Linked DNA regions of Homo sapiens: region 2 is linked to region 1. Evidence: chromatin loops called from intact Hi-C (ENCODE). Cell type or tissue: dorsolateral prefrontal cortex. All regions are shown on one strand.

Evidence for each region. Peaks named below come from ENCODE experiments on the same cell type or tissue, not always from the same donor. Only the 100,000 strongest peaks of a DNase experiment are listed, where the experiment ranks them.
Region 2: a loop joins it to region 1, with 6 times the contacts of the local background. A loop is called at or near these places in 20 of 110 quality-filtered maps.

What each region holds. Positions count from the first base shown.
Region 1 is chr18:42,051,952-42,054,451 of GRCh38, forward strand. The region is part of intron 21 of PIK3C3 (phosphatidylinositol 3-kinase catalytic subunit type 3); the gene reads left to right. Among named protein-coding and RNA genes, the nearest start is that of PIK3C3, 98 kb to the left of the region's middle. In dorsolateral prefrontal cortex, CTCF peaks have their summits at 349 (motif pointing right), 548, 1,428 (motif pointing right) and 1,639; a DNase peak (open chromatin) is centred at 1,420; H3K4me3 peaks cover 361 bases; H3K27ac peaks cover 499 bases.
Region 2 is chr18:43,270,670-43,273,169 of GRCh38, forward strand. It overlaps SYT4 (synaptotagmin 4), which reads right to left. Exons shown (of 4, transcript NM_020783.4): 3 at 1,043-1,163. Among named protein-coding and RNA genes, the nearest start is that of SYT4, 5.6 kb to the right of the region's middle. In dorsolateral prefrontal cortex, CTCF peaks have their summits at 1,354 (motif pointing left) and 1,556; no DNase peak of the experiment used is centred here; H3K4me3 peaks cover 514 bases.

The DNA of each region.
Region 1 (2,500 bases):
TACCCTAAAACTTAAAGTATAATAATAATAATAAAATAAAAAATAAAATAAATAAAAAAGAATTTGCCAGTGGAAAAAAAGGTAGTATTACATCTGTAATTTTATATTCACAAGTTCTACTTGATTCTTTTTTTGGAAATTGATAAACAATCAGACAGTGTAAAAAACCTTTTTCTGTTATACTTTGAAAAGTGCCCTTGTGTGTATTTGTGTGTGTGCGTATGTGTGTTTTGATGGGGGTATTTAAGAGTGAAACTGGAAGGAAGAATCTGCGTAATACACTTTTTTGGCCCAGGTCTCAGTTACTTGTTTAATGGAAATTGAATTAAATTTCAGAAACAGAAGCTTTAAGCTTTTGTTAACAGTTTTCCACTAGAGGGTGCTCCAGATTTGCTTTTTCAAAACCAAGATTTTACCCTAAAACGTGCATAAGTAAGATGCACATTTTTTTCCTATTAAAACAGCAGTTCATTTTTTCTTAACTGCTCTGTAATTATTTCATCCAGTTACATTATGCAGTTAGCATTTTATATCTTTCTTACTGGATACATGTTTTCAAGTTTTTAGTTTTGGTTTGGATGAAATTAGATTCTATAAGGAGAGACTGAGTATGTCAAGACAAATAGAAGTATAATGCATTCTTCAAGTTCTAACAATTTATAATAATTTTAAAAAGTTTGTGTCTCTAGTCATTTTTACTGAGAGTTTGTATTTCAAAGTGGTTTTAAGTTACATTTCATATATGTTATAAATAGACTTTGTATAGTTCAAAGTGAATTTTGAATGTGGTTCAGTGCAGGAAATATATTCCAATGTTTTTAGTTTAAAAAATGCCTCGACTGTCATGAAGACTTGTCCATTGTATATTTTGAGTTTATTATGCCTTCAAATTGAAAACTTTGGGTTCTCTTACATAACTGTCCAATCTTTCAATGGCTGATGGAGCATTTTTTAATAATCAAGTAACATTTTTCTTATTCTGCAAAATACAATACCTTTGTTTTCTGTACTCCTTTGCCAGCCCAAGCAGGTTTAGAGTCTAAGATTCTGCTTTAGATTAAAGTGGTTTTGAATTTCAATCAGACTTCCACTGTTTCATCTGTGTCCAGTTCTTTGATATGGGGGATGGAGCAGAAGAAGGAGCCACGCAGATTTCATTTCACTGATATTTTTTGGGGACTTAAACCAGACAAACTATTCTACCCTGTAAATATAGATGAAATAGAAAATGATCCAGCTAAGAACTCTGGGCATGTGAAAGAAAATGATTCGCTGCATATAGAGAATGTCAAAATCTATACAAGAGTAATGTTCTCAAATGCAAAATATTAGTCTCAATTATGGATTTCCCAGACCTTTTTTTGGCCCATGCTTTGTTTTTGAATACTTCTAGCTTGGTTGAAGTTTACTCAGCTTGCACAGCAGAGGGCGCTGTGTATCCACCATAAATGTAAAAGTGTAGCGATTGTATTGTCAGTGTATTGTCATGTGATTAATTATAACGCTGTTTTCTTGAAACAAGTTTGGGGTGAATGATATTTTACTTATTAGTGCATTACTATTGAATTCTTTTTTCATTATTACTATAGAATTCTTTGGACAAGAAATTACAAAGCTAGGCTGTGGTGTGGAGTTGAAAAATAATAGATTTTTTCCCAAGAATCATTGTCCTTAGGAGAAGCTTTAAAAAGCTTACTTAGGGCGATCAGTTGTGACAGGATTCAAATGAAACATGGTTTGAGTTTATCCCAGCTCTTTGGAGAAAGGTTAATTTTTTTGTTTTTATTTTTGGGAGTTTGAGGAAAGAGGGGAAGGCAGTATAACTGAAAAATATGTTCACTGCTTATGGTATACTTTTTAATGCAATCAGTATTTGAAATTCATTTGTAAATAACTGAAAAATGTTCACAAAAGTAAAGAGGGAACTGGTATCTGTACTAAATGGAAAGTTCATTGTGAGTCCTAAGGATGGCCCTCCTGATCTTGAGTTGCCATTTGTGAGAGAGGTAGTAGCTTTTCTGTCTGCCTTGCCACTTTAGAGTAATACACTTTGAAACTTTTCTCAGAAAGCTCAACATAAAGAAAAATGGTTATTCTTATTTTTATCTTAATTGGACATTTTCTTTCAATATAGCTCCTGTAATACAGGGTTCTCTAGAGGGACAGAACTAATGGTATATATATATATATATATATATATATATATATATATATATATATATATATATATATATATATATAAAGGGGAATTTATTAAGTATTAACTCATACATTCACAAGGTCCCATTATAGGCTGTCTGCAGGCTGAGGAGCAAGGAGAGCCAGTCTGAGTTCCAAAACTGAAGAACTTGGAGTCGGATGTTCGAGGGTAGGAAACATTCAGCACGAGAGAAAGATGTAGGCTGGGAGGCTGGGCAAGTCTCTCTTTTCACATTTTTCTGTCTGCTTTTATCCTAGCTGCCCTGGCAGCTGATTAGTTTGTGCCCATCTAGATTAAAGG
Region 2 (2,500 bases), 1.2 Mb after region 1:
ATTACAATGGCATAACTGGGCTGGAGAGCTGATATCAAGATAACAGTGCCCTTAGAGATCATGGCATGCCAATGACATGTGGTTACCAGGAAAATAAGTCAAAACAACAGAAAAATATGGATAAAACTTGGCATTTCTCTTGTCAACAGAATTGAAAATAAGGAAGAATATGGAAAATAAGAGAAAAAAGTTCTAAATTAGAGAATAAGGGAAAAAATTAATGATAGGAAAAGAAGTAACACAAAAGGAAAGAAAATAGAATGTTCTATGGACCCATTCTGATTACTATTAACTTACTCCAGAGAATAGGATAGAAGGAAAAAAATATATTAGACAACATGTAGCTTTACTGACTTGTATGACTTTGGGTGAGTCTATTTCCCTGACTTTTGGCTGTGTTTTCCATCGAATGAGGATTTAGAGTCCACAATGGCAATATTCTTTTTAGTTTTAACTTTTATGAATTTCTTTAGTCACAGGCTGGATTTGCTTTCTGTTTCCTAGTGTTGAGCTTCTCTGTGTCATTGTTAGTATGTAGATTTTAAGTTCATGCTACTTTATCACAATTACTTTTGCCTTTTTCTGGTGGCACCATATGAGTTAATTTTAGCTTCACAATCTAATCTTTTAAGACCATGTTTTCAACTCCCATCATTAAATAATAATAATATTATTAGATGATATCTGAAGAAGTATGTATTTCTAGTTCTCACAAGGCCCCTCAGGATGAGTAGCATTATGTCCAGTTTGTACAGTTTAAGAAACATACCCAATCATATTTTGCTAGTGAATGGAAGGGTTAGGATTTGAACTCAGGTAATTTTAAACTGTAGCTTATTTTGTTTCTCATTGTGCTATACAACATAAAATTGGCGTTTTGTTTCATTTTTTGTAAAGCTAGTCATAAAACTAAAAGCTAACTTTTATAGCAGATACATAAGGTATTAGAGAAAAGATAGAAGAGTAAGAGTAGGTGGGCTCATTTGCAGTCAAATACATTCCAATCATACAGTGAATCTGAATATTTCAGAAGCATTCTTACCTGAAAGTCCGGACACATCAGATTTAGGCAGATGTCGAGCTTTTAAGACAACCACAGTTAGAGTGTTTGTGGTGGACTGATAGCAGAGAGAGATCAGTAACTCACCCCGTCCTGAAGACTTCTGCAGAAAGAGAAATGTGATATAAGTATTTCTATCTTTTTAACTTTGAAGTGTGTACTTTCATTAAAGTTTAAATAACATCGTCATTTAAATATAATCTTACTTATTTTTATTTTAATATTCTAAGGAATTGAAGAGTAACTAAAAGCTTTTGAGCAGTACCATCGCTGCTTGAAAAACCACTGCCTGCCATCTTGTGGTCTTGTTTGGTACTACAGGAAGTTAAAATTGGCAATAAATTGGCCACACCCATTACTTAGAAATGTTTAAAGGATATTTAAATTATATCCTACACAGGATTATTTTTGGCTTTTGGTTTTTAATAACATCTCTACTTTTCAAAGTTATTAATAGTAATAAAGCTTATCTAATTCTTTGCATGAGTATGTGTTGGGTCAAATGACTACACATACTCATGCAAAAAATTAGATAAGTTTGATTTGATTTCAAATTCTTTAGCACCGACATATTGAAATTTGAACTCAGACCCAGTGAGAATTATTCTGATCCCAACTACATTCCTGGCCCAGAGGGATAATGGAGTTAAAATTCTCTGCCTCTTTCACAACAGCAAGTTTCCATTTAAGCCAAGGAATGAATTGATCTTAAGCATTGGAGAGCATTGTTTTTGGACAGTGTCATAGCGTCCTTCTTTGCGTGCTACTTAGATTTCATTTGTACTTTAAAGACAATAGATAAGATATACAATAATTCAAAGTAAAAGTTTTGACTGAAAGTAACAATATATTAACTTGGTGTTTGTTTGCAACTGAGAGTGATGGCTGACACAAAACTAAAACTGCAATATATTTATACAAAAACTAATATGGGACAGCTGTATAAGTAGGCACTCTAAGGAGAATAAGAGTAGAAGAAAGATCCTTATTCCCACTGTATCACTTAACCAGCCGGGTGTCTCAAACAAGCTGTGGAATGTATCTGAACCTTGACCGTCATTAATTTCAATAGGAGAGGAGACAGTCAAAATGAGCTCTCAGGTTTTCAGCTCTGAAACACTATGTTGTTTAAAAAACACAAATTAGTATGTCTATTGATTTTTATAAATCATTGTATTATAGAGAGAAGTTATTCTGATATACCACTGTTGAAATCGAGTTTCAAATTTAAAGTGAAAATGGGGTTAAATTTGTTTCATTGATGTCTTACTATTTTCTAATAAACCCAGAACTACCAGAGTAGTGTAACTACAAAAATAGCGGGACTCATTTCCTACTATACAATTTAGAGATGAGCATTTATAATTGAAAATGACGTGATGCCTCTTCCTTGAAAGGCAATTCCATGGAAAGTCAATACAATTTCCAAATCTTCAGGAA